7 separate regions of the Mus musculus genome follow, and regions 2, 3, 4, 5, 6 and 7 are each linked to region 1. The links are chromatin loops, found by intact Hi-C in ENCODE. Cell type or tissue: left cerebral cortex. All regions are shown on one strand. Region 1 holds the start of 1700028E10Rik (RIKEN cDNA 1700028E10 gene). Region 2 overlaps Stard13 (StAR-related lipid transfer (START) domain containing 13). Region 3 holds the start of Pds5b (PDS5 cohesin associated factor B). Region 4 holds the start of Gm52834 (a long non-coding RNA gene). Region 5 holds the start of Zar1l (zygote arrest 1-like). Region 6 overlaps Stard13 (StAR-related lipid transfer (START) domain containing 13). Region 7 holds the start of Rfc3 (replication factor C (activator 1) 3).

Region 1 (4,000 bases):
GTAATGTTAATGAACATGTATGTGCTCCATTTTTACAAGACTGGTTTAAAATGAAAAGGATGTGTGCTTTGTTTCATTAGTATGAATAGTTATTTGAAAATAGGTTAAGCCCCACGCTCTCCCCTGCTACCTCCCTCTGACCCTTTAAATGGCGACTCATTCAGGTTAGTGAGGAAAGAAGAGAGAGAGAGGGAAGGAGGGATCTCTGAATCTGAATTTTCCTCTATTTTGTTAGTAAAAACAATGGAGTTAGAACAGCCAATTTTGTTTTATCATTAGTTTATGTATATGCGTTTTTTGACTGCATATATGTCTGTATGCCATGTGCATGCCTGGTGCCATTGGAGACCAGACTTAGCCAAGCCATCTCTCTAGTGCCTTGTAATGGAAGTCTGAGTCATTATAAAAATACTATTTCACTTATCTTCACAGTTAGATACACTAACTTGTAATTAAAGGTAATACAGTCTTTATAGTACTCACTCACACTTCAGTAAACAATCTAACCTTTTTAGTACTAGAAAATCACTTTTAGGAGCAACATAGCTATGAACACGACAAGCCTATCTAGGAATATCTGTATTTCTATTGGGGACAAAGGGAATGGTTACAGAGAGCAATGCATTTTACTGATGGTTAGGGTCAAATGCCATTGTCAAACTCAGAATACAAAAACTTATTTACGCGCGCGCACATACACGCGCACACACACAAACAGAAAGCATTAAAGCATTCTGTACATTTTAAATGACACAGTAGGGGTAAAGGGCAATGACTTAGTGAAAAGAAGAAACTATAAAGAAGTTACAAAAGGAAAGGGATTTTTAAAATGTTACCTTCCTGGGTGTAAAAATTTAAATGTCTGTTGAAGTGATTTTTTGAGTTACTATTTTCAAGAAACTCTGAAGAACAGAGATGACATAATTGAGAAATTTTGTATACCTGGTGTTACAGCACCCTCTACAACAGAGTATATTATATGAACTTGCTTCCCGAATGTGTGACTGTACAAACTTTATGGTTTTAGCGCTTAGTTTGCTCCCTTGGCACCTGCTAGAAAGGCTACTAATCTGTCGGGTTAATGTGTCAAAACAGCAATAACAGCGAAGAGCTCTCCTGAACTCTTTAAACTATTCCAACTGTGGGCCTTAGTCACCTAGCTCTCCTTCCATATCACCTCTCCCAGTTCTAAACTCTAGTGAACTGGCCTCTTAAAAGCCTTCTGAACTCAAATGCATGCACAGGTAGGGAAAATACTGCTGTAGTGGGGGAGAAAGGTCCAGAGACAAGTGACCGCAGATCTCTGACTTCTAAGGGACATCTCACTGGCTCGCACTGTGCATCTTGATACACAATAACTCACAATAGCTAACAGTGCTCCAAGTGTATTACATCTGGACTTTTTTAAACATGAATTCTTTTAAGAGGAAAGTTATGTTCACTTTCTAGCTCTGGTGGAAACTCGTTTTCCCTTATCTAAAGGAAATACGGCATAACAGCCACAGCGTTAATTTCACAGTTCTGAGATGAACCTGGTGAGACTGTCTTGTTTTAAAAACCTATTATCATTCTTCTAATGTTTAATCCCCGATACTGCTCGTTTTCGCAACACCCCAGCTTAACAGACGTAATGGAGCAAAAGCTTTTCTCCAACACAGGCTAACGAAAGGCTACAAAGTAAAGCCTCCTCTCTGCAAAGCGGGACATGGAGGACCTCGGTCCACGCCGAGTGAAGAACCGAAGCACAGTGCCCAGAAAGGAGGAAACAAAAAAGGAGAGCCAGTGGGGCAGGAACTGTGTCGCCAGGACTTGAAAAGACGGGAAAAGGCCGGTTTCCTCCCGCGTGAGGTCCGTTCCCGCTCCAGACTCCAACCATTTCCGCTCAGGGTAACCGCAAAACCCTTCCCGCGCGGGAACTCGGTGGAGGAGGAGTCTTGGGTCCCGCCCTTCTGGCGGAGCGCATAAAGCCTACCCCGGCCGCCGCGGTGTCTCTGGAATGTTCTGAAGGGAGGAAGCGCGCCCCTCCGCAGTCCGGGGAACACTCGGCGCCAGATGGCGCTACCGCACCGAGAGCCAGAACCTGCGCCTCAAGGGAGCTGGGCTGAGACACCACCGGAAGTGAGGGCTCCGCGAGCCTCCTGGCCCGGATATCCAGCCTTCTAGCGTGTTCCCGCGCGGGGGCGGAGCTACAACCGGAACCGGACTGCGAACGCGGGGCCTCGTGGCGGAAGAGCCAGGAGGGGCCTTGGAGGCGGTAACTTCCGCTGCGCGCGCCTGGTCTGGGCGTGCACGCGAGGGGCGGGGCCTCCGCGCGGGCGCGCGAGCGCTTGCGTACTAGGAGGGCGTTGTTGCGGGAGGCATGTGCTGATTTCTCCATCTTTGATCGCTTGCAGGCCTCGCCGGGCGGACATTAAACTGGTGTCTTAGCAGGTTTTTGTCTGTTTTGTTGCTTCCCTCTCACAGGAGTTGGTTTCTGGCTGTAAATTCAGTTTCTGGAAATCTCTGGAACGTTAGCGATGTACAAGGTAGTCTCGAGCTGCTTTCTCGCCATTGATTCCCAGCCAGTGTCAGTCCTTGCATCGTTACCCACTCGAGGCTACCCGTGACAGCTAATGGCATCTAAGGATTTGGAAAGGCTTATATTACGGACTTTTAAAGCGCTTAATTTGAGCTTTACCCTTTATTTTTGTCAGGATATTGGCACTCTGCATTCTGCGGTGTGGCTTTGCACAGAACCGTTTGTTGAGGGTTTGAACGCTGCCAGGGGAAAACTCCGCCCCTTTCCCACGTTGGCTGTGTCTGATCCAAACCCATTTTTAAGTAGCTGGACAGTACTTTACCCTGGTACATGGGCTTTGTTTTTATTTTAGTTGTATCGTGAGGACTATGAACTTGTATTGCAGAAAGTATTAGTGTCCACCTTTAAATATACATAACACTTTCGGCTGAAAGACAGTTTCCCAAAGCTCCCGAGTTTCCCAGGAATGTCTTCAGCTTTTGGTAGATGCTTTTAGGAATTTCAGAGGTCCTTGCTGTCAAAGATTTAAATAAAGTCAAACATAAAAAAGTAACAAAACATGCACGCTCGCACACACACTCACAAACACACAATTTTGTGTTGGCCAGTTACTTCTGGGCATGGGGCCTTCCCAGAAGTGTGGTTGATACTCCATAGGGGAAAATTGATTTTACCTTTCCCAGTATTATCAGTTATCAGTTGTACATGCCTTTTGGTTAGGAATGGAACTTTGTAATCTCTAACCCCTAGTTTGTACTGTTTTTTTTTTTTTCCCCCTTGCTTGAACCTGTTGTGAATGAAAACTCCTGGGGGTGGGGGGCCGGGTGTGGCAGAGACTGATTAGAATTTTAGTGCTGTAGCAAAATTGGAATGTTGCAGGTCCAGAGTTTAACTACCTTATCTTAGTCTAGTTTTAGTCTCCTATGTACTCCAACTGCCATTCCTTAGTCAGCTTTGTGTCAGAACTAAAATCCCATGAGAGATTTTTAAAAAGAATGAAATCTGTTGGCTGATACTAGCTTCTACCAACCTAAAAAACAAGAAAGTCATCAGATGAGACCTGTAAGAAAACCTGCCCCATCTTCCTGAATTGCCTTTATGGTATTCCCACAGATGTGTTTTACATGTCTCGATTCATTATTTTCTCTGTTCTGTAAAACTAAAACTGCTTCCATGTAGGAGCATAAAATTTGTGTTCCTGGGCCATGGTCACTAAAAATGGATCCTAAATAGACTATCTTTTATTCCCTTTAAGATGAGCACTCTTTTCTGCTTTGACTCTGTAGGTAATGTGTGTGTTGTCACAGTCTCTGTGAGTTTATACACATATCAGCCTTGGTGTGTCTGCATGATGCTATTTTTTTTTAAATGCTCTTTAAAGTGAGCTAATGGAGTAGAAACGTTAAGGTAGAAATTGCACAGGTGTGGCATCATGAGTGGAGAAAAGTGGATGATCTGCTGTAGGCAAATGAGAACCTGGTA
Region 2 (4,000 bases), 230 kb after region 1:
TTCCTGTCTTTGATGGTTCTGGGGATAGGATGACCACTCAAGGGGTTTCTTGGGAAGAAAGTCTTTCCTTTAACCCTGCAGCTCATCCTCGGTATGGCTTAACCTCCTCGTATCTTTCTAAGTCAGTGTTGCAGTCTCCCCAGTAGGAAATACATGGGGTTTGGGGTTTGGTTCTTTGTTTTTGTTTGTTTTCGTGTTTTTTCCTCTTCCTTAAGTGCCCGCAGCACTGAGAGTTTGCCTGTCTTTTCCTTTTGTGGTTCTGGAACTCTTTGCCAGATTCTAGCATCACACAGCTGTAATATAAGCAGAGACAAAGCGCCACGGTATGCAGCTGGCACATCAACAACTGTACATAAGGGTACGGTCTGGGAGCAGATGAGCAGAGGCTGACCTTGGGTATCCTAATGGACAAATAAACCATTCTTGACAGGAGAGAATACAGATGAATCAACATGAGAGTAACAGGAAATAGGCTGAGATTTCAGCAAGAGGGAATACTGTGCATCAAGGAGCAACCCTTGACCAGAAGGATGTTGTAAAGTAGGGGTGGGAGAACGTGACTATAGCTTTAAAAAGATTATGAAATCTCTACTCCCAAAAGCACGGACTATCTGAGTGTCTTGGTTTAAAAATGAAGATTTTTCTGAAATAAGAGAAGGTGAAAAGAGTGATTCTGGAGGCAGAGCTTAGGCTGGTGGGGATTGCCATAGAGTCTTTCAAGCAGCTTCCCTAGATGGGCCACATCCAGGTCTCCTTTCAGTCAAGGTGAGAAGAACGTGCCCAGGCTATTCTCTGCCTACATTGAGAGGTTTGAGAAAGAGGGGTCACTCTTTGACAGCAAGATTAACTGGAAACACAGGGTGATGTCACAACAGCAGTGACTCTTCTCACCTGGGATTGATCTGGGGACACTGATGCTCACAGTCCTGTCTGAAGAGTGAAGTCTCCAGGTCTTCGGCCATCTGCTCGCAATAATGGCAGATTCACTTTCAGATCCCATGACCTCTCAGGGTGCTCTTGCAGGGGTTCTCAAGGCCTGGGGTGAGTGCTGCTTCCCTTAGAGTGCAGGCAGGGTCACCTCAACATCTGAGGCACTCACTGGGGTTCTCTCTGCCCTGATTCTGGCAGCAGACACTCTCCAAAAGAGCCTGCCACATTGTAAACCCATTAAGGCTTGACTCCCTGGGGACAACAAAGAGAACTAACTGCCTTTTGAATGTGGGCTGTGTGGAGGGGACAGCAGTGCCTTCTGGCACCGGGGCTTGTCCTCAGGGCCAGGGTAATCTGTAGGGAAAGTTACAGGCTTCTGAGGGGATATTTTCACAGGTTCTCCAAACAAAAGGCTCTTTCTTTCCACTCTGTCCGACTCTCCTGCTAATTAACTGAGCCTAGTGGAAAGCAGGCCACTTCTGCAAAGAGACTCCTGTGCACGGGGTGCTTAGGATGTTTTTGTCTTGTTTGTCCGAGGAGGCACTGAGAAGGCCCTATTTGGGGAGCTGGTAGCAAGGCTGCCTGCAGACTGTCACAGGACACCTCATTTCTTCTAGTAATTTCCCCCATATGCACAGCCCAGCAAGCTGTGCTCGCCTGGCAGACATGGTAAGCACCTCGTCTAGGTCACTCAGTCCCCTCCTGCAATTGATTGTCCTTCACCTCAGGGACCATTCAGTCCATGTCTTCTTGGCACTCCTGGGCTGTAGCTCACTGACCTCTGTTTACTGCCCTGTTGTCGCTATTTAAGAAGTCCCTTTCCAGACCATCTGTCTTAGATTGCTATTCTGTTTACTTTCCCGCAGGCCCAGGGCCCTGTCTCTTGTATGTCTTTTGAATTCAAAATGCACTGGAGGACCGGGAAGCTCATTAGGCAAGCAATTTCTATTCCAGCGTCTGCTTAGGCAAAGTTTGCCAGAGCCTGCCAGCCTTCTGGAATTGTGGCTGAACCTTTCGAAACTTAGCTTTTAACACTGCCTTTTTTTTTTCTTCCCTTGTTTTGTAATGTTTATAACTAAGTACTATGCAGTTTGGAAAGAGTACTGAATCTTGTTTGTTTTATTCCTGTGTATGACCTTGACCATGAGGAGACATGTAAATTTGATCTGACTCTTATCAGTATTGACTCAAGATTTCTCATTTGTTTCTGTTTAGGCCGGTTTGGTTATGAGACTCGGGGTTGGGGGGGAAGCTCTTCACAGGCCTCTAGTGGACATGCAGCAGAACTGTTGAAATCTCACATTCAAATGCATTGGACCTTGGTGTGGAATTAGGCAATCGCAGAAATAACATTCTTTGTTGGTATTTCAATTAAGGATAAGTCATTGCATTTGTGTTAAAGGCAAAGGGAAGAAGAGTGACCGGAATCAAATTCGTGTTTGCCTTTGGCAGATCACTACCTAGTGGTCAACTTCTGCCGGCTCTATATTTATTTTGGCTTTTATTTGTGTGCCTATGGGTTTTGGGGCCTTCGTGCCACAGAGTGTAGCATGTGAAGGGCAGAGGGTAGCTTGCAGGAGTCCGAACTCTCCTCCTCCCTGTTCATCTCATGTGGGTTCTGAAAGAATAAAAAGGGAAAGGAATGTGCCTGATTCCAGTGAGGCATGGTGGAGGAGATGGTTCATTGTTGACATGGAAGAAGGTGGGAACATCTGGGAGGGTCCAAAGTAGACATAACCCTGAGCCATTCGAGGAGAGGGGGGAAGGGAAGAGAGAGAGGAGAGAGAGGGGAACCAGCAGCCAGGAGGCCCAAAGGTACAAAAAGAGACTAGGTAACCAAAATGGTTAGATTATATAGCGAAGGGAAGCTGGAGGAAGGGCAGCCCAGCCCAATGGGCTGGAGAATTCAGGGCAGGGGATGGAGCACACCAGCCAGCCAGGATGGCCCCTTATCTGGGAGAACCTGGAAGCCTCTCCTTTGATATGTTAAGTAGGCCCCTCTGCCATTTGTCTAGGGTTTGAAACCTAACAGTTTCCAGTCCTGGAAACAAATGCCTCTTCCCTCTGAGCCTTCACCTTCTCCTCATGCAGTTATAACTTTACCAAATACTTTCGCTAGAGCAGCCATACAGAACAATAAAGAGTCTTATTTCATCAAAGCAATTTAATTGTAACATCACCTTATCATTTCAAGTCAACTGCATTGTGAATTCATTTTGCCCAAGGTTGGTGAGGTCTTTGAAATACCTGCTATTTTAATAGATTCGTAGTCTGAATGCTTCACCTGAACTAAGCAAAAAAAAAAAAAAAAAAAAAAAAAAAATCACAAGTCCTTGTCAAGAAATATGTGAAGAATCATTATGCAGAGAGAACCCCACCCTTCCCCGACGCCTGAATCCCACTCCCCACCCCCACCCCCCACCCCACATACAGTGATTTTCCATGAGGGCTCCCTTGCCTCTTCATGCTTCTGTGCCTCGCTTTTATGTTTCCTTTGCTTGAGTAACTCCACCCTTGCACCACTTAACCCACCCAGCAAAATCCTTCATATCCTTACCCATCCAAATCAAATGTTCTTTTTTCTTTCTTTTTTTTTTCTTTTTTCCTTCTCTCTCTCTCTCTCTCTCTCTCTCTCTCTCTCTCTCTGGCAATTCTAACACACACACAGAGTAGTGGATTCTGCACCACTGCTGCCTATTCACTGTATGATAAAGTTAGTTTATAAAGAGCCTGTTTCTTTCTGAGGATGGGTCTTGGACTTCATGTGGCCCATTAGGCTATATTCTGACAAGTGATGATGTTTGCAATGTCCTCTGTACCCGGGCATTTAGTGAAGGTTTCTTTGAAGTTGACTGCTATCCCATGGGGTGCTTATCCTTGGTAAACGGTCAGGGTAAGGTGTTGCATCTCATCTTTTTCACGTCTGTGTGTCTGTGTGTCTGTGCATGCGCTCAGGTATCCTTGGAGGCCAGAAGAGGGCATGGGGTCTCTTGGAACTGAAGTTAAAAGCAGTTGTCCGGTGGGCACTGGAAACTGAACTCAGGTCCTCTGGAAGAGCATCGTTTGAAAG
Region 3 (4,000 bases), 700 kb after region 1:
AGCATCAACAAGAGCTGCAGGAAAAGCAAAACCTTCAACCAGAATGACAAAGTTCTTTTAAAAAGGAGGGAAAAAAAAAGGCAAAAGACTAGCATTACTTTCTCATCAGAGACACTTCAAACAGAATCCAACTAAGAGGAAAACATCTGTGCTACTTTAGTAGTAAACTTTAAAACACATCTTTTCTATATATGTATCTGTAAATTTACATCATATGCAAATACGAGTTCAAAGAAGTAACGTTTTGATTCAAGATGGTTTTTATGAGCTGGGTGTGGCAATGTAATCCCAGCACATCAGGCCAGAAAGATTGCCAGTTCCAGGCTACCATAGCATACTACTCCCCACTTTCACCACCCTAAAAGTGTGTTTAATATTTAAACTTTGGGAATTAATTTATTAATCTTATGTGCCATATAACTTTTTACCTCCAAACTCGCCGCTGTAAAATCAGTTAGGTATTATGCTGTCACCATGAAATGGAAGATTACCTGTTCCACAGCGGCCTGCCATAGCTCCCAAGTGTTCACTCTACTAAAGTCCCCCAAACACTAGCATCTGACATGTCTAGTGCACAGCCAAGAGATAGCCTCTGAAACCCGCGCTTGTGCCAACTTAGTTGACTTTCACAAAAGTTAACACAGAAAACACCCCCTCGTGGAACTGTTAACTACATGTGCTGAGAACAATGCTTAAATTGCCCTTCTCCACTTCAGTCATCATAAGTTAGCTACAGCCCACCTCCTACACTACATACACCTGGCTTTTAAAAGGTTATTTCGTTGAAGTCCACAGGCCTCCCCAACTCTCTCAGGACCTCAGACCAACCTTCAAAAATGAAACAATACTTCCAAAGCTTCAACAAGTATTCAACAGAGAGACCGCTCCTTGGAGCGATTACAGCCACCCATCAGTTCCTAACTCTAGTATCAAAGGAGCATTCTTTGAAATCAAAAATATGGGGGGGGGGGGGGGCTTTTAAATCTTGGTAGGGTTCCTGAGGATGGAGCGAACGAATCACTCTTCTTTCAAACCCCTCGGGAGTTCGTACTGGAATAGCATGCAGCGCTGAAGAGCAGGTGCTGAATTTCGGGGTTCCGTCGACCCTGCAAACACCTGTCGGCTGCATGCTACATGCCTGCTCCTATGTGCAAACATCACATTTGCTCTTCAACGTACAGAGCAAAAACCGAAACAAAACAAAAAGCAGACCCACAGCCACAGCCGCCGCCAACGCCGCCAACACCAACGCCGCCGCCGCCAGGGCTTCTCCCGGACCGCAAACTTTTAGAGTGTCAGTGGAATAACGGTGCAGAGGCGGGCGGGCGAGCCCGCACCGCACACTGTCCGTACCGCCGTGGGGCTGCACCCGCGGTCGCCCGAGGACTCTCTCTCTCTCTCTCTCTCTCTCTCTCTGACTCTCTCTGACTCTCTCCTCTTTCTCTCTCTCTCTCTCTCTCGCTCTCGCTCTCTCGGCCGGCTCCCGGCTCTTCCCCGACTCCCGAGCAGTGCGGCGCGCCTCCCCTCGCGCCGGGCCCGCAGGCAGCCGGAAGGGGGAAGCGGCGCGGGGGGCTTCTCTCCAGGGGGAGGAGAGGGGAGGGGGAGGGGCGCGGCCGCGGCCCCCGCAAAGGTCACTCCGGGCCGGCGCCAGCCGCGGCCCGCGGCCTCCCCGCCCCCGGCCCCACCGCAGCCCCGCTGGGACACCGGGACACGCGAGGCTCAGCGGGCGACGGCTCCACGCGCGCACGCCCCGCTAGAAAAATGGAGCGTGGGGCGCTGAGGCGATGAAGAGGCGCTCCCTTTCCGTTACCCGAGTCGCTCCTACCTCCGGTCGCCCGGCTCCTACACTCCTCGCGCTCCTCCGATCTCGGGGATCCGCCGCCCTCGCCGCCGCCGCCGCCGCCGCCGCATCCAATCGCCTCCTCCCGCCCCCCCTCCCCTTCCGCAGCCAGTCCAGGCCGTTCCTCCGCCTCTCCGCTTCAAAATGGCGCCAAGAGCAGCTCCGCGGCTGCTCCAATCGAACCGCGGCGGACAGCGCCTGGGGGGCAGGCAGAGCGCCGCGTGGGTTCTCAGCGCCCCCTACCGGCCGCACGGCTTCTCGCTCAGGCGCGTGCGCACGCGCTCCTCAGCCCGCGCTCCGGGCTCCGCCCCACACACCCGGGGGCGCGCACGCGCAGGCTCCGCCCTGCTGGCGCGGCCTCCTCTGTCTCCTTGGCAGCAGAGTGATGGGCAGCTGTCAGTGCGTTCTCTCAGCTTGGACTCAGCCTCCCAGGCTTTGGCGGGAAATCTGTAGATAGCTGAACTCCGCTGGCTTTGGCTTTTTTTTTTCTTTCCTTTTTTGGATGAGGCTTTTTTTTTTTTCTTTCCTTTTTCTTTCCTTTGCCGCCCTAGCTGGCCTGTGGAGCTCACTGTGTACACCAGGCTACACATGATCTTACCATGTAGACCAGGCTGCCCTCGAGTTCAGAGATCTGCCTGCCTCTGCTTCTGCCTCCTTAGTACTGGCATTTTCCCTACGCCCGGCCTTTTTTTTTTTTTTTAATTTCTAAAAAAAAAAAAAGGAGGGGGACGGCGAGATGGTTCAACGGGTTAGAGCACCGATTGCTCTTCCGAAGGTCCTGAGTTCAAACCCCAGCAACCACATGGTGGATCACAACCACCCATAATGAGATCTGACACCCACCATCTTCTGGAGCGAGAGGGTGCCAACTGGAGTGAGTAGAGGTCCTAAGTTCAATTCCCCAACAACCACATGAAGGCTCACAGCCATCTGTATAGCTATAGTGTACTCATACACATAAAATAAAAAATAAATGTGTATTATTTTATTTGAGAATACGCTCTCACTATGCAGCCCTGACTGGCCTAGAAATCACTATATAACCCAGGCTAGGCTCCATCCTCCAGCCACTGCCTTCCCAATGCTGGGACTAAAGGTATGTGCCACCACTCCTGGCTTTTTTTGTTGTTTTGTCTTGTTTTGTTAGATAGGGTCTCACTATGTAGCTCTGTCTGGGTCTGGAGCTCACAGAGACCCACCTGCCTCTGCCTCTATGCCTCTGCCTCCCAAGTGCTAGAATTAAAGGTGTATTCCACCTCTTGTGCGATGTTTTAAACCCTGTGGTGCAGCACAGATTATGTGCTGTGTAAATGAAAGATTATTAATGTCTACATGGCTCCTCACCGGTTGGTGGACCTAGGGATCCAGTGTTCATCCCACTGCTCAAGAACCCCCCTTAACGGGGTGAGGAAGCGATTGGAAGGCCACAAAGATGCCATCCAGAAAATGAGGTTTGTGCGCCCTTGCCACTTCTGCCCTCACTGCTGCAGCTGTGGGCTGGGCGGGCTAAGATGGAGGTTTCTCTTCACCCCCAGGTCCCTGTCAGAGCTGACAAGTCTTGGTCGCCTTTTGCTCTTTGATGCTGTCCATCCCTGCAGTGAGCAGGATCTCCCTGCACTAGGACTGTTTGTTTCAACAATGAACATGTGAGGTGAATCGGGAGCTTATGGTAAGATATTCGAAACGAAAGATAGGCAATGCAGGTTTATAAACCACAGTGTTTGTGCTGGGGAAGAAGAGCCTTAAGTTGTAGCAGAGCAAGCACCTTCAGATACTAGCACCTATTCATTCCCTCTCTCAGCAGGGTTCCTGGGATCACTCTGTCTTCTACAGAGCTGTACTACAGGCATCTACCCATTTTATGCATCCACTAAGCCTTGGGAACTCTCCTATACAACTTCAATGTTCCCAGCAAGGACAGAACAGAAGAGCTAGATAGGTCTTAAAAAAAAAAAAAGCAAATCTTTGGCCCTGGCTTCTTAGGCAAGCGTGGTGCCACTCACCTTTAATCTCAACCCTTGGGAGGCAGAGGCAGGCAGATCTCTGTTAGGTTTGAGGTCAGCCTGGTCTACACAGTGAGTCCCGGGACAGCCAAGGTTACAGTGAGATCCTGTCTCAAAAACAAAACAAAGTAGAAAGAAAGAAAGAAACAAAGAAACA
Region 4 (4,000 bases), 140 kb after region 1:
GCCGCCTCTCAGGGCGCCTGGCGGGCGCACCGGGTCCCGCGTGGCCGAGCGTCCAAACGTCGGAGGCGGTTTGAGTGGCGGTGACCAGGCTGCCCCGCGCCATGAGGACTCGTCTGAGATGAGCAGCCCACGAAGAGCGGTGTACGCGCCTCTCCGGAGATCGCTAAGCGAGCAGCTGCGGGACTCCAGCGCCAGAGCCTGGGATCTGCTGTGGAGGAACGTCCGCGAGCGGCGGCTGGCAGGTCGGTGTCCCGGGGCCCTGGGTGCAGGTTCTGACCAGTCAGATCGGGCACAGTGCCTGACAGCTGGCCTGTGCGCGGACCAGAGTCCTCCACTCGGGCGGGCGCAAAGGTAGCTGTGACTGTGCCCCAGATTGGCATTTCCACGTGGCTGAGGGCTGGCAAGGGTGGCGCGACTGGGCAAGAGCTTACCGTAGTGGTAGAGACTAGAAGTTTGGAGGGAAACAGGTGAACAGTTTTTGAAAGCAAACGACCACACACCACCCCGATGCCCTCAGGATCCGAAGTGTCCATATAGGAAATGCCTGAGAAAGACTTAGGAATTCATTGCCCCAGGGTCAGAGGAAGAGAAACTGATTATTCCTAAGGGTTCTTAAGAACGCTTGCTTCTTTAACCCACACCCAGCTTATGAGCTGTGGCCACAGGTGTGTGCCAGCTCTGCGGGGACCATCCTCTATCTCCTGATGCGGCCACAAGCACAGTGAGTGGTCTGGGCTCCCCACCCCTGAAGTCACTGCATTACACCTGTTCAGTAAGACAAAATCCTCTGAGTCCACCGGCAGGCTCAGAGGCAGAGGCCTCCTTTGCCTGGTGGGAGCTGCCAGAAGATGCTTCAAGAATTACCGAGAGGTGTGACTGGAAGGGTTTCTGAGATGATCGTGTCTTGTCTTCTGAGTTTGTCTTCCGTTGGAGTGGAAGAGAATTATAGAAGGGAAGGTATAAAGCCTGGCAGAAGGAAGGAAAGGATGACACAGGTGAAAGAGGCTTGACCTTTGAGCTCCTCCTTTCGCCTATTTAACCCGCAGAACAAGTCTGCCCCTCCCCCCCCCCCTCCCCGTCCCCCGCCGCTCTCTACACCAGGTGGTGTTCTACCTTCAGAGTCAGGCCACCACATTCTCTCTCTCTCTCTCTCTCTCTCTCTCTCTCTCTCTCTCTCTCTCTCTCTCTCACACACACACACACACACACACACACACACACACACACACACACACACATCCGTGGCTTGAAGCATTCTGAGTGAGATTCGGCAGCCCAGGTTCCTTTGAACAGAACACCCTTATCAAACTAACTCAGAAGTAGGCATTGCAAATGATTCTGACACTCAACTTAGTGTAGTAAGCATTAAATGTTTACCCATATTTCCTCTCCAGCACAATGGCTCCATTTAGTAAACACCCAAGAAAAACAAACTCTACCTATACCTGCCTCCACTGGACTCAGAAATAAATTGAGGTCAACCCAGTAATTTTGACTGTTGTTCCTTAAAGACTTGTAGGCACATGGTAGACGCCAGTGGGTAATGGTTAAGAACACAACCCATCCCATCAGGCCCCTGCAAGCGTGTGTCTTGTTTTCCCGTTATAATCTGTAGGATGGAAGGAAGCTTCTGTGCACAAGTGAGCTTGCTGCTTCATAACTTAAGAAATCTTATTGCAAAGGACCTGTTGACAGTGTCTGTTGTTTAATCCTGTGGCGTTTAAGTCAGTGGTTCCTCGGAAACCAGAAGGCTCTCCAGGAGGGTTGCCAAGACTGTGCTAGGTTTTCATAGTTGAGACCAAAGAGGACTACAACTTCTCCAAAAAGAGAGCTTGGAAGTGAAAGAGGTTTGTAAATACTTCACGGGCATCTTAGACATTGCGGTTTGAGCAGTGGAGGCAGGTATAGGTAGAGATTTTTTAAGACCAAGCATATGAAGTTAGATATTAAGGCTAAACGTAGCTTCAGAATGTTAAGTGTAAGAGTTCGCTCAGAGCGGCACAACTATTTTTTTTAAATGGTGGTATGAGGTTTTAAAATGTTTAATCAGAATATTAATATCTGCTTACCCATAATCTTCTTACCATTCTGCTAACAGCAAATGCCAGAAGGTTATTCAACTAGGACCAAACAATTCTCTGTAGAGTGGACTTCAACTTCTGTTTCTCTAAGCTGCCGGGCTGCTTGCCACAAAACCAAGCCAACCCCATGAAGGAGCTTTTAGATGCAAATTGATTTTCTTGGGTTTTCTTGCTAAAGTAGCTAAAATATGGAACTTTGGCCACGAGACACTGAAATACTTAAGTTATTAATGTTGGCATCAATTCCAGGGGAAAGTGCTCTCCGTTGGTGAAAGTCATCTTTATAAGACTCAGTTCACAGTTCACAGTATCAGAATAGCTCTCCAGAGGACCGTGTCCCCAAGAGCATGTGCTCAGGGAGGGAGGTACCCCAGTCTTGTTTGTTTGGGATTTTGTTTCCTTTATTTTCTTTTATATAAAATAAAAGTTTTGTGCCGGCTTCTCTTTAGCTTGCTAGACTTTTCTCCTTTAACCTAGAGGACCAGTGCTGAGAGCCTAGCTAGAGTGCCCTGAAGGTATTGGAAGCCCATGTTCTAACTCCACATTTTTCATGAAAGGTTGTCTAGTCAGTTCAACAGAGAGGCAAGAGGAAGTGCAGCTGAATGAGAACAAGTAATTAAAGGAGGACATGATTGCTTCCACAAGGTTGCAGTTTTTATTATAAATATTAAGGAAGAACACAGGCAGAGGCATCTCAAAGAGTCCAGAGCGAACATGACCTGCCAACTGATCAGGGCCATGTGGAGAGAGAAGGGACAGGGGAGAGCCAGAAGCTAAGATACCAAGAGACCAAGAGAAGAAAGAACCACACACCCAAAATGTCTGGGTTTTATAGGTCAGGTAGGGACTCAAGGATGCTGGGAGAAGCTGGTGCCAGCATCAGCTTTGGTATGTTAATAGGAACCTCAGCCATTTGTTCTGAGTTTGAGAACTATCCCAGTATAAGCATAGCAAAGCCTATGGTATTCTGTACCATGTGATCATACATAATGTGAAAAACACATTTCTGAACATAGGTCGCAGTGACTATAAGAAAAGCAAGTAATAAATGGCCCAGAGCGATGCCACTAGCAAGTTCTTGTCCAAGAAGAGGCAGCAGGTGTCCATCTGGGGCCTGCCAGTTCTGCGGACTGGAACAGCTGAAGGGGCTTTCAGTAGACAGGCACATTTACCAATGCACACTTCCTCTCCACCAGGGTTCCAATTCCCATGGAGCCAGCAAGAGTCTTTCTCATCTGTCACCTCCGGAATCATTATGTCAGTGGTAATAACTGTTTATTTCCCAAAAGATGAATCTGGTTTATCCAAAGCAGGATTCAAATTCAGGCCATTAAATGTTAGAGGAAACCTATGCCCATACCTTAGGATTAGAAAACATGGAGACTGACAGAGACATTCTGTTACTACAGCTGGACCTAAAACCTTAACAAAAAGAGCGTGAAAATCTGCTGTTTCTCTCCTGGACTAGCAAGGATAACCCTGTGCACCTAGCCAAGCTTGTCCTCAAACCATTCTGCTGTAGTGGTTAGTATATTAGCTTATAAAGGTTTGAAACAAATCAGTAGTCATGCATCTTGCTTGTTGGGGCCTGTAGGTGTTCACCCCACCCATCACCAGAACAAGGGAGGTCGTAAACTCTAAATGAACTACCATGTTTCCCACGTAGGTAAGTGACAGGGCCTTTGGTGGCCTCGGTTCTGCAATCAGCGGATGTGAGCTTTCTGTGCCCAAATCATTAAGCTCTTTAGGCCCAGCACACCCATCACCTTCTGGCACTCCTTAGCACTTACTTGCAGCTTCTTTTCAAATGTTAATGATTGGGAAACAATATACAGTTTCCTTCCCCTTCAGACTGGAAGTCCCTGGTGTGTTTGACTCCCTTATACTGGCATAACAATGTTTAAGTAGCTTGTACGTTT
Region 5 (4,000 bases), 850 kb after region 1:
AGCAGTCCTGCAATATTAGTACTCCTTTCTGCAGGTTTTAGGATGCGATCACCGTATTTCCCGACTTTTCCAGAAACTGGCCTAGAAAACTGAAACATTATTACCTCTCCCCTGAATTTACTGAGTAACAAGCCCAGTGCATGGCTTACTGTAGGTTTGTAGTTTGAACTTTAGAAAGCCCTCGACTGGATCCAACAAGAGATCTTAGAGGCCTTGCTGCTTCCAGAACATGATTAAGCAGTTAAAAGGTCCTCTTGGATTAGAAAAACAATGACCTGCGGTTGGGGAATCTGGCTCAATAGTAGAGACTCTGGGTCTGGGTTAGATACTCAGCACTACAATAAAGACGATTGAGAAAAGTCTGCTTGGTTTATTGGTATCAATTTTGTCTGGTAAGCTGTAATCCTTAGTTTTAGCAAGAAGTATCACTATTGTAAAAAAATACTAAAACTTTTGATGTAGGTCTGCTTAGCAAAGAAGAGGCCTATGATATTATCTAGTAATAAACTACTGCTTGCTGAACGTTTCTAACAATACTATGAAGTGTTTAGCATTGTCCAGTGGGTAAAAACTAGCCTGGTAGACGTTCTAAATTTAGATTCAAATCCATTTGGTTTTGTTAGCTTGTAAAATGAGACAAAGGTGACATATGTCTTTAATCCCAGCACTTGGGAGGCAGAGGCAGGCTGATCTCTATGAGTTCGAGGCTAGCCTGGTCTACACAGAGAAACTCTGTCTTGGAAAAAAAACATATTGGGGCCAGAGAGACAGCTGAACAGTTGAGGGCACTGGCTGCTCTTCCAGAGGTCCTCAATTCAATTTCCAGCACCCTCATGATGACTTACAACCATCTGTAATGGGATCTGATGCCTTCTCCTGGCGTGCAGATAGATGTACATGCAGACAAAGCACTCAAACAATAAAATGCACAGTAATTTCTACTTAGAAAAGAAAAAAATTGCTTCTTCCCCCGGGGAAGTCGGAGGAGAGAGGTGTCTCACTAGAGTGGAATAATGAGAAGCCTTGACACATTTCACCCCCTGAAAGATAGCTCAGTATCACACCCTCCTGGCCTTTAACAGCTCATGACTACGTTTTGTGTTCTTGGTACAAGGAACCTCCCAACCATGTCTGTCTGTTCTAATAGACTTTGTATGATTTGAGCTCAGCTACTCAGATTGTTAACTACCAAGCATTATTGAATTCAATCCATTATCTGTTAAATCTATTATTTTCATAAAAATGTATATGATGTGCACTGCACCTTGATGGTCATATATATATTGTAAATACTGAATAAAAGTCTTACAGTTAGTATAGTCATACCCTCACAGAGTTACCTTCTATGTCTAGGTGTGTGATGGAGAGTATCAAATCTCTTCTAGCAAATCTGTAGGATGCAGTTCAATATTGTGTGGATGAGAATCTCTAGGGGGAAAAGCTGTGTCTACAAAGGTTGTTGATTAAAACTCGGTAACTGTGAAGAGTTTGGAATATTGCTGGTTCAGAGCCTAATTACAATGTATTGCCTGCTGTCATTAGGTCCCTAAAAGTGTATTTTTTTTTTTTTCGAGACAGGGTTTCTCTGTGTAGCCTTGGCTGTCCTAGAACTCACTCTGTAGACCAGGCTGGCCTCGAACTCAGAAATCTGCCTGCCTCTGCCTCTCAAGTGCTGGGATTAAAGGCATGTGCCACCAGCGCCCGGCTAAAAGTGTATTCTTTACCCACCTCTATGGTGTAGTGCCTTTAATCCTAACAAACATTAAGAAAAACCCTTCAGAATATATTAACAAAACCATATGAACCAAAGGTCCAAGAATGCTATCAAATAGCATCAGAGGCCTACAGCTGAGATCTCTCCCTGTCTGTCACCCGTCTCTCTGATGTTTCCACTGAAGTAATTTTTGGTTTCCAGCCTAGCCTTTAATGGCTGATCTGTCTCTCCAGTCCTATCAGTGCATTTTTTTTCTTTTTTTTCTTTTTTTTTTTTTTGGTTTTTTGAGACAGGGTTTCTCTGTATAGCCCTGGCTGTCCTGGAACTCACTCTGTAGACCAGGCTGGCCTCGAACTCAGAAATCCTCCTGCCTCTGCCTCCCAAGTGCTGGGATTAAAGACGTGCGCCACCACTCCCGGCTTCACTTTTTTTTTTTTAAATGCCTGGATTTATGACTTTCTTTGTTCTGTTAGTGTAGATACATCATGAAACATTGTCCACACTGGAACATAGAATTTTGGGTAAACCTAAATCTGTGGTTTTAGGGCCATGACTGCTCAAATTTGCCTCTGGGTTTGACTCTGACTCCTTTTGAGGTGAGAGCTGTGTTTTACAACAGTTACTATTTATAGTCATCCTACTGTGCCTTAGACTCTGGATTTGCTCCTTTATGCCTTTTGACCAATACCACCCTCTACTGGTGACTGCATATTTGAGTTTCTTAGATTTTGCATATGAGGTCATGTAATAAAATCTTTTTTCTGTATAGCTTATTGCACTTAACATAATGTCCTCCAGGTTCATCCCAAACAAAAACAGACAAGCAAACAAACAAAACAGGTTCTGGCTGTGTAGCTAGGCTGGTCTCGAACTTGTGAGTCTCCTGCCTCAGCCTTTTGGGTTCTGGAATGACAAGGCCTATACCACCACACATGCTTTTTCTTTCTTGTTCAATGACTGATTAAAATTCCCATTTATATGGCAGTTTCTTTACTCATCTGTCATCTGATATGTAGGTTGCTTCCAGAGTTTGACTCTTGGATGAGGATGAGGGCAGAATCTCTTAATTGATTTCACTTTCTTTGCATATGCATACAAATAATGGGATTGCTAGGTCGGTGGTTCTATTTTTTAAAAAAAGGATAGGGCTGGAGGGATGGCTCAGCAGTTAAGAGCACTGGCTGTTCTTCCTAGAGGTCCTGAGTTTGATTCCCAGCAACCACATGGTGGCTCACAACCATCTATAATGAGATCTGAACTCTCTTCTGGCACGCAGGTATACATGCAGATATATGTTAAATAAGAAAATGTCTTTTAAAAGATATATTTATCTAGTTTTAAAAGGTATGTGTGTGGGCTGGAGAGATGGCTCAGTGGTTAAGAGCACTGACCGCTCTTCCAGAGGTCCTGAGTTCAATTCCCAGCAACCCACATGGTGACTCACAACCTTCTGTAATGGGTTCCGATGCCCTCTTCTGGTGTGTCTGAAGACAGCTATAGTGCACTCATATAAATAAAAATAAATAAATCTTTAAAAAAAAGTATGTATGTGCCTGTGAATGTGTGTCTATGTACGTGAGTGTAAGTTATATCCAGAAGAGGATGTCAGCTACCAGCTGGAGTTACAGGTGTTTGTGAGCCACCCAGTGACTGGGAATCCAAGTTGCTATGAGCACTTTGCAATATGATGCAATATGAACCACTGAGACATCTCTCCTGCCCTCCTATTTTTAAATCTTTATTTTTAATTATTATTATTATTATTTTTGATGGCAAGTGTTTCAAGACAAGGTTTCTCTGTGTAGCCCTGGCGGTCCTGGAACTCACTCTGTAGACCAGGCTTGCCTCCAACTCAGAGATCCACCTGCCTCTGACTCCCAAGTGCTGGGATTAAAGGCTCCACTACAGCACAGCCAATTGCTAATTCTTGAGGAGACTCCGTGTTAGTTTCCATAATACCTATACTAATTTATATCCTCACCCACTGATACCAGATCAACAAAGTCGTCACCAAGAGAATAAGTGAGTGAAATTACTAGTTAAAGCATGTGTGAAGAAGTCAGAAATGAAAAACAACCTTGAGAGAGAAAAAAAATTAGTGAGCACTGCTGATTGGAAAGGTAGGGAAAACAATTAGTCATCTCCTAGGTGACTTCAATTAGGGAGCTAACTGGCTGCTCCCGCTCTGGAATAAATTAAGAAACCTGGGTGAACCCGAATCAAATCTACAAAGAGGAAGAGGAGGGTGAGGGAGGAAACTCCCCCCTCCCCTCAAATGGAGCGTCT
Region 6 (4,000 bases), 310 kb after region 1:
TTTGGATATAAATAAGTGAATTGCAGTGCCCCTGGATAGAAAACACCACCCCACGCCATGGATTCATAGTGATGTCTGTACTTAAATCACTCCTCTGATTGGTCTCATCTCCCTTCTGCAGCCAAAACTGTAGACATGAAGTCCTAGGAAGAGAAGGGAGTGGACATACCGACCCTCTTCAGCCCCATTAGACTATCTTCTTCCCTGTATCAGTCTCAAAGAGTTCCGTGGTGGGAAAAATGTGTGCAGAGCTCTGTAGGAAAAGGTCCCTGACAGGGACATAGATACTGACAAGCCATATAGCCCGACTGGGGAAGCACTGGTGCTTCTCTTGCGTCATTAAAAAAAAAAGAAGCAGAAACAGCTGTGGGCTGTCCAAAGGAACATAGCTACTGCCTTGTGTATGGCCTTCCCTTTGCATGTCACGTATAGGGGAGTACACAGACAGTGCCTCCGTGTGGCAAAGAGGTGACAGAAGAGCGGGCAACAAGAAAACTAGAGAAGCAGGAAGCCAGGAGAATCGGTAGTGGGGGAAGACTACCCTAGAGATCTACAGCAAACACAAACTAAAGACAAAGAACAGGAGGCGGGGCTAGGAAGGGGAAGGAGGCAGGGCCAGGAAGGGGAAGGGAAACAGAAGTCCTTTCTCTGCCCTGGGTATCCCATTGGAATTGAAATTCACTTCTGCACAGGGCCTTGCACTCTCAACCCAGGATTGTGGGAGACCAGGAATACCACCACCCCCACACATCCTTCCTGTAAGCCACATTCCATGGGAACCATCTTCCAAGACTTCCATGAAGCTCTGACATTGAGCAGAGTGGGAGGTGGGGGTCCCTTCCCTGAAGGCTAAACACTCGAACATCAGCACTCATCAGAAGGCTGTCAAAGCCAGCCAGCAGCACAGAACCCTAAAACATTGCCAGCACTCACTTCCCACACTCCCCAGCATACTGCAGTTTATGTATGAAGAAGTACAGCATATCCATTTTCACCCTCGCAGATGGCTGCAGATGAAGTGAAGAGGTTTAGCCTTCAATTGCCAGCCATTTGTATTCGACATGGTGGCTTGTGAGACCAGCCTTGCTTTGTTGTGTGAGCTTTCACATCTGTCTTAAATCACCCACGCACCGCCGCAGCTCAGGTTATCTCTGGCTACTGATAAATACGAAGCTCCTGCAGTGAAAGGCTAAACCAACACCGCGCACGCGCAGAATCGCTGCCCATAGCACACACTACTTTATGACTCTTGCTTTCTGAATAAAGCCAACCTTTCTTCATTAGCTGAGGCCCATTTCTAAAGAAGAGGAAATGGAAGTCTTGATAAACATCATTAAGCCCTGCAAGGATTAGCATAAACAGGATGCCAGGGAGGAGATTTAATACTATTTAGATGAAATTTGAATTCTAATGCAGCACTCTCGCCCAGCCACTCCTTATAATGGAGCCGCAAGATTTAAAAGCCTAATAATTCTGGGAAGACACTTCATTTCCAGGGGAAGAGTTCTGTAACCTGCCGCCTGCACATCACCTTGTCGGCTGACTACCTGAGACAGGATGAAGGATGATCTGGAACCTTCCACAGAAACTGCTATTTGAGCCCAGGCTTTTAGGTAGCTGGGGATCGAAAACAAAAGGGAAAAAGGGGTGGAAGTAACCCAAAGGAGCACTTGAAACTCAACCTTTGGTCATTCGGCGGGGAGCTCGCAGGCAAGAGAGGTGCTCCTGCAGGGGGCGCTCCTGCAGAGGGTTCTTCATGGCTAAGCACCTTGTGCCTCCTGAGGAGAGCAGTGGAGATTGTAAAGAGCAGGCCTGCGGTGTAAATTCTGGGACCCAGTATAAAATCAAAGAGTACGATTTCTTGTTCATTTCTACTTTCATTTTTCAAAAGGGTTTAGTCATTTTTATCTTAAGTGCATGAGTGTTTTGCCTGCAAGTGTGTCTGTGCGCCACAGTGCATGTCCGGTGTCCACACAGGCCAGAAGAGGGCATCAGAGTCCCTCTAGAACTGGAATTACTGAAGGCCATGAGCTCCCATGTGGGTGCTGGGAGCTGAACCCAGGCACTCTGCAAGCTCCAGCCAGTCCTCATTCATATACGTGTGAGACTCTCAACTCTGACAACAGAGCATTAAACAGACTGAAAGACCCAGGTTACCTCTCAACCACAATGAGTATCAGAACAAACAAAACACTTTCTGTTCTTAGAACAAAGTATCTTAGGTCCAACATGCAAATGTACTGGAAGCTTTGCTACAAAGAAATGGCTATTGGCAATTAGTGTCTTTCACAGTTCAGAGATGGCCTCTCTTAGACTCCACACTACTACATCTTTAGAACTATTGTCTTACTGTGCCCAGTCACTGCTGACTGCCACTTCAGAAACCCAATCCTAAACCGGTCAGGGGTTCCCCACTTCATTCATGGAGAAGCAGCTAAGAGTCAGACAACAGAAACTCCTAAGTTTGTTTGTTCATCACCTCGCTGCTGTCCCTTGGAAGACTGCGTTTCTTGGGCCATTCTTAGGTTCTGTACCTAGAATCTGGTCTGGTTTTTTTAAATCATTTTGTATTTACCAAGCTTAGGAAAGCCCTTTCCTTCTAGGCTTCCAATACAGTCCACAGAACCCAGAGCTGTTTCCCACCTCTCCTGGAAGGTGAGGGTAGAACAGGAGGTTTCTGTCAGAATGAAGCAGAATGAATAGTTTCCCAATGACCCGGCCTGACCCCCTGCAGGCGGCTCAGTCAGAAGGCTCAGAGCCTGCAGCTAGAAAGCCCCAGATAGATTTGAAATAATAAAGATCACAGTGTTTTCCAAAAGAAGAAACTTGAGATCTGAACAATTCAAAGAAGGCGCCCATCCAGGATGTACACATGTACAGACTCACAAAGAGCCACAGGACACAGTGGGCCAACGGAGTGGGCTGGGCAGTACAACTAAAACATCCCTTTTGTAGACTCTCTTCCATGCTCCTCTGCTTGGGGGGGGGGGGGGGGTTGGGAAAGGGGGAAGAATTCCTTTCAAATGACATAAATAGTTGTGAATCACACTTAAGAATACACCCTCGGGGCACTGTGACCCAGTGCAGCACAGCTCTGAGGTATACACAGTCTGGAGCCTCCTTCCAGAAGTACGGATGTAAACAAACTGAAGCTGTATCCCCTTTCAATAAGCACCTGCCTCGCAGCTTGACTTCTTTCTTCCTTTCTCTTTTCCTGTCCTTTTAACAATGCCTACTTTCTTCCTGTGCACTGTGATGCAATTTGAAATACTTGCCAGATCGGGGAAAATAAATGTTCTTAAGACTGGTTGTGGAGAATCACCCAAATATAGCTAAACGTGGCATTTTCTAGACACTGCAGACTTGGAATGAAGTAACTAACACATTAAGTAGCAATCTGCCTGGATATCTTGATCTGTGGAATTCAGTGATAAGCCCAGGAATGCAAAGAGCTTTTCTTGAGAATTCTGTTCTTATGACCACAGAATGTACCCGTGTTTAATTTCCCCTGTGATCTATGCAGCTGACATGTACAGACTCCAACTGTCCTCTAATGGCTTGGAATTCTCCCCATGTTCCTGTAGTTTTTTTTTTTTTTCTTTTCTCTTTTTTTTTTCCCAAGTTAAGGTTGCTTTCATCTATAGCAACAAGCAAGAGACACCAGGGCATGGCAACCATACACATGTATTTCTCTGGGTATCTATGAGAAAGAGAAATGACCACTGGCCACTGATTACTGGTCTGGCTACTCAGAAACATTCCACCTTGCTCTTAAAGAAGTGAGCTAATCTGTATGCCACTGGGGAGCGAGGAGAGTGGAGAGCAGAAACTCAAAGTCTGGGTGTCGAGAACATGGTGCCTTGATATTGAGGCCCAGGATCCCAGGAAACCTCAGCTGTGGTTTGGATAGGGCAAGTCCTGGGTGAGAGGGCGCTAGAGGTGCTGAACCTAACCTACGCGTTCATTGTTCAACTCACTCATCCCTCTTTGGGTCCTTATT
Region 7 (4,000 bases), 280 kb before region 1:
TAGTTTGCTGGGGTGTTGGTCTCTCATTTGGACCCTTTCTGGGTAAGGTCTCTCTGTTTTGGATTCACTTGAGCACAACCCTGGCATCTGGCTGAGTCATCCCATGTAGCAGGGCTCGTCTAGGTATTACATAGCTTTGTCTGAGCAGCTCAGAAAGTTTTGTGAACCATAGATGAGCAGACCGGTAAGGGTTAACCACCAGAGTCCTGACCATTGTTTTCAGGGGGTGAGGGTGTGGGGGATGATCTTTCCCTTTGATGTCCTTTATCAGCCAGTGAGTTTGAGCTGTTCTTTTCTTCATTACCATGAAGTCTCTGGAAAGCACCAGGTCATGGTATATCATAAGAATATGAATAAGGCTCACTGGTCTTCAGGCCACTTGTCAGCCAGCTAGGCCAGCAGCCCAACAGTAGATGACAGTAAATTGTAGGGGAAGCCTAATAGTCTCTAGAACGGCCAAGATTATTTAATTTCCTTTCCACAGCAGTGAGAAGCCCTCTTTCAGTCACACTATGAAGATGTACAGAATTAAAAGCATAGTAGTTGTCTGTATATACAGTGGTTGACTTTCCTTTTTCCCATCTGAGAGCCTGGGTCAGACCAATCAGTTCTCCTTTTTGGAATGAGATATCTGACTTGGGCCCAAATATTTTCAGTTAAAGTAATTGTTGCAGCTCCTTTGCATCTAGTTTCATCTTTCATGGAAGAGTACCTGCAATGCAGGTGGTCATTAGGCAAGAGGTGATCAGATTTGATAACTATGAGTTTCTCACTTTGCACTCAAGTATGGTAAGGCCTGGTACTGGCTTACACAAACATTAGACAGCCAAGATCCTGGTGTGTCTTAGGGCTGCCATTACTGTGAAAAGACACCAAGACCAAGGCAACTCTTTTAAAGGATAACTGTTAATTAGGGCTGGCTTACAGGTTCAGAGGTTCATTCCATTATCATCATGGCAGGAAGCATGGCAATGTCCAGGCAGGCATGGGGCTGGAAGAGCTGGGTGTGCTATATCTTGTTCTGAAGACAAGCAGAAGACTGGCTTCCTGGTAGGTAGGAGGAGAGTCTCAAAGCCCACCCCCACAGTGATACACATCTTCCAACAAGGCCACACCCCCTAATAGTGCTACTCCTTCCCTGGGCCAAGCATATTAAAACTGCGTGGTGCTCCTCAGAGGAGGGCCTCAGTCTTGTAATGGAGTGCTGTTAGTACAAGATTTAGACCCAGATTTAGCTTGTGAGCTAGCTTACATAATCTAGCAGTAGCTATCACAGCTTAGACAGATGGACCATTTTGTGGCTACAGGGTCCAATCCTTTGGACAGGTACATCACAGGGTGTTTCCATGGTCCCAAAATTTGGATTAAAAGCCCTTCTGTCTTGTTTTATGGACAAACAGATGAAAAAGTTTTGAGACATCTGGAAGTTTTAGGGCTGGAGTCAATGCTAGAGCTGTTTCTAAAGCTTCAAATACCTTTTGTTCAACCTCAGTCCAGATTAAGGGCTCAGTGCCCTGCTTCGTGCTGGTGTGTAGTGAGAGGCCTTGCTCTGCTTACAAACTCTGGAATCCAGAGGCAGCACTACTCCATTGCCCCTAGGAACATACCTATATAGTAGTTTCTATAGTGATTCCAAATCTCATCAAGCTGATGACCAAGATTAACCATAGCAACAAGCTTTCAGGTGTCTGAAAGAAACTTCTGAAGCTACTGCAGGGAGCAGATCAGAGCTGTGTCTCTGGCCTTGGCCCTCTGGCTATGATTTGAGGACTCTATCCTTCCTTCCCAGCCACTTCCTCAGGTCTCACAAGTTGAAGAATTCCAAGTATGGTTATAAGTTAAAAAATACAGGGCAACCAATTAAAATCTAATTTCAGATAAAAATTAATTTCATTGCAAATATTGCCTGGGACACACACCGAAATGTTATTGGGGATCTAAATGTTATTGGGGGCATCTGTGTGTTGTATTTGTGAAAACAAGTAAACCTAGGTTTTTTTTTTTTCTATGTTCTCTTCACATTCTTTCAATCTTTTAGATTAAAAGAATATACCCTAGGATCCACCATGAACTACCTGTCTTTGGACGTTGTCTGTCATGCTTCTGGGTACTTTCGCTTCTGATTTCCTTTACTTTCTATTTCCTTTACTTTCCTAGTTCAGAACATATAGTTCACAGAGGCATGTAGGCAAATGCTCATTGAATATTGGAGTTTGTTTATTATTTTAAAGAAAAGCAGTTCTACTAATAAAGATAACAGATTATGTAGCACTAATTAGAATGAAGTTGTGAATCAGTGAATAAATGAAAGAATGAAATGGAGGGAATTTCCTTCCCTAAGAACTCAGATTGGACGAACCTGAATGTCAGAGATACATCTTTAATTCCTTCGAATGTTTTCTAAAATGTTACAGGGTGAGAACAAAGAGGCAGCCACTGCCCGGTAAATCCAGCGACTGTTGGTGCAGTGGTGGAAGTGGGAACTGCAGCGACTGCTCCACTCCCGGTTGAGATTGCCCAGTCTCCCTATCCGGAAGTCGCCGGGTGCCGGAAGTGACGTCGCACGCTTTCGCGCTCGCGGGAAAACTCTACTGTCTAAGCGGCGGGTCCGCTGGTGCGACTGTGGAGCGGTCATGAGCCTCTGGGTGGACAAGTACCGGCCGAGCTCCCTTGCCCGGCTGGACTATCATAAGGAACAGGCAGCACAGCTGCGCAACCTGGTGAGCCGCCCTGCTCAGCAGCTTCCTGCACAGCCCGGGGAAGGGAAGGGAAGGGAAGGGAAGGGAAGGGAAGGGAAGGGAAGGGAGGGAGGGAGGGAGGAGGCGGGCGCCCCGGTGCTAGCGAGGGGGTCAGAGTGACGCGTTCCTCAAAGTGCGGTGTGTTTGCTGCCGGGAACCTCAATGGCTTGGTGTGGGGACCAGAAGAAGGCCAGTGTAGTGGAGAATCAGGAGCAAGCAGCGGCGGTAGGGGGCGGGGATGGGGGTGTGCCCGGGCCTCGGTGTTACTGCAAATGCCTGATGGGCTCTCCCGCTACAGAGAGCTTAGGTGGGAAGCTGATAGAGGTGACTGTGCCCCGGACCCTGTTCTTAGTTACTGCGGAATCACAGCTAAGGCTTTTCTGAAAAGGAGAGATTATTTTAACGAGTGCCGCGATCGTTCATATGAGAGCTTTTGGAAGACTCGAGGGTGAAGTGGAAGATATGTTTTAGGTTTGGTTTTGGTTTTGGTTCGTGATGCATGCACTAATTTGAAATAGAATATTATGCTTCGTTAATACACGTGCCGGTTTTCCTTGCAAAAGCTTTAATGTTCAGTTTCCCGGTGGCAAGATCAAGACCCCATGTTAATAGTACTCTTTCGTTTGATGGCACTCTGTTACTGCTGTCTTTTCCATAGCATTGATCAACCTTGATCTAGTGTGAAGTTCTTCTGTCTCTTCCAAGTGAACTTACAAGGAAATCAGCGCACCTGCTTCTGAGCAAGAGGACCATTATGGGGAGCCCGGGCCAGACAAGCATCTGTCTTAGTTACAGAGATTGGGTTCGCCTTCTGTCATCCCTTAGTTTCAAACGGGCCCTTCAGATAGCTTACTTAGGGAGTGCCTACTTTTAAGCATTTAGTGCATGTAAATTAGATTAAATTAGTGTCCAGAGTTTGGTACATTTTCTGTTGGAGCTGGATGGTAAACAGAATATCTTGGAACTTTAAAAGTGGTTTGTTTAACTTAGTTCACCCAGTTTAACTAAGATATAATGTCTTGTTCTTTTTTTCCTTAGGTGCAGTGTGGAGACTTTCCTCACCTCTTAGTATATGGACCATCAGGTGCTGGAAAAAAGACAAGAATTATGTGTATTCTACGTGAACTTTATGGTATCGGGGTGGAAAAACTGAGAATTGAGCATCAGACTATCACAGTAAGCATCTTGGGTTGAAGCTTAGCAGATGTTTCTGGAGGGGACTTTTAATCCTGGTCATGTGTATATCTCTCCCCACCACTAGC

Evidence for each region. Hi-C counts contacts between places; a loop is a spot of excess contacts. Peaks named below come from ENCODE experiments on the same cell type or tissue, not always from the same donor. Only the 100,000 strongest peaks of a DNase experiment are listed, where the experiment ranks them.
Region 2: it touches region 1 in a loop (8-fold over the local background); 21 of 42 quality-filtered maps call a loop at or near these places.
Region 3: it touches region 1 in a loop (14-fold over the local background); 21 of 42 quality-filtered maps call a loop at or near these places.
Region 4: it touches region 1 in a loop (2.1-fold over the local background); 6 of 42 quality-filtered maps call a loop at or near these places.
Region 5: a loop joins it to region 1, with 5 times the contacts of the local background. A loop is called at or near these places in 4 of 42 quality-filtered maps.
Region 6: a loop joins it to region 1, with 3 times the contacts of the local background. A loop is called at or near these places in 8 of 42 quality-filtered maps.
Region 7: it touches region 1 in a loop (3-fold over the local background); 5 of 42 quality-filtered maps call a loop at or near these places.

Annotation. Positions count from the first base shown.
Region 1 is chr5:151,366,829-151,370,828 of GRCm38, reverse strand. It overlaps 1700028E10Rik (RIKEN cDNA 1700028E10 gene), which reads right to left and starts at 2,154. Exons shown (of 4, transcript NR_045700.1): 1 at 1,973-2,154. It also overlaps a transcript of Stard13 not described here. In left cerebral cortex, CTCF peaks have their summits at 980 and 2,050 (motif pointing right); DNase peaks (open chromatin) are centred at 1,253, 2,139 and 2,727; H3K4me3 peaks cover 1,942 bases; H3K27ac peaks cover 1,951 bases.
Region 2 is chr5:151,140,637-151,144,636 of GRCm38, reverse strand. The region is part of intron 1 of Stard13 (StAR-related lipid transfer (START) domain containing 13); the gene reads left to right. Among named protein-coding and RNA genes, the nearest start is that of Stard13, 48 kb to the left of the region's middle. In left cerebral cortex, a CTCF peak has its summit at 2,205; DNase peaks (open chromatin) are centred at 1,286, 1,854 and 2,203; H3K27ac peaks cover 1,933 bases.
Region 3 is chr5:150,671,779-150,675,778 of GRCm38, reverse strand. Gm40353 reads right to left here. Exons shown (of 6, transcript XM_017321266.1): 2 at 1,811-2,038; 3 at 1,217-1,753. Pds5b (PDS5 cohesin associated factor B) reads right to left here and starts at 1,952. Exons shown (of 35, transcript NM_175310.6): 1 at 1,826-1,952. In left cerebral cortex, a CTCF peak has its summit at 2,079 (motif pointing left); DNase peaks (open chromatin) are centred at 1,270 and 2,110; H3K4me3 peaks cover 2,101 bases; H3K27ac peaks cover 497 bases.
Region 4 is chr5:151,229,833-151,233,832 of GRCm38, reverse strand. It overlaps Gm52834 (a long non-coding RNA gene), which reads right to left and starts at 2,212. Exons shown (of 3, transcript XR_003956031.1): 1 at 2,070-2,212; 2 at 865-966; 3 at 1-445. It also overlaps a transcript of Stard13 not described here. In left cerebral cortex, no CTCF peak of the experiment used is centred here; DNase peaks (open chromatin) are centred at 335, 829, 1,719, 2,242 and 1 more place; H3K4me3 peaks cover 941 bases; H3K27ac peaks cover 1,042 bases.
Region 5 is chr5:150,518,149-150,522,148 of GRCm38, reverse strand. Zar1l (zygote arrest 1-like) reads left to right here and starts at 3,990. Exons shown (of 4, transcript NM_001159693.2): 1 at 3,990-4,000. The coding sequence starts at 3,990. In left cerebral cortex, a CTCF peak has its summit at 2,406 (motif pointing left); a DNase peak (open chromatin) is centred at 2,425; H3K4me3 peaks cover 290 bases.
Region 6 is chr5:151,053,614-151,057,613 of GRCm38, reverse strand. All of the region lies in intron 7 of Stard13 (StAR-related lipid transfer (START) domain containing 13), which reads left to right. Among named protein-coding and RNA genes, the nearest start is that of Kl, 100 kb to the right of the region's middle. In left cerebral cortex, a CTCF peak has its summit at 1,742 (motif pointing right); DNase peaks (open chromatin) are centred at 950 and 3,304; H3K27ac peaks cover 3,423 bases.
Region 7 is chr5:151,649,786-151,653,785 of GRCm38, reverse strand. It overlaps Rfc3 (replication factor C (activator 1) 3), which reads left to right and starts at 2,578. Exons shown (of 9, transcript NM_027009.2): 1 at 2,578-2,720; 2 at 3,777-3,914. The coding sequence starts at 2,634. In left cerebral cortex, a CTCF peak has its summit at 2,472; DNase peaks (open chromatin) are centred at 2,534 and 2,947; H3K4me3 peaks cover 1,281 bases.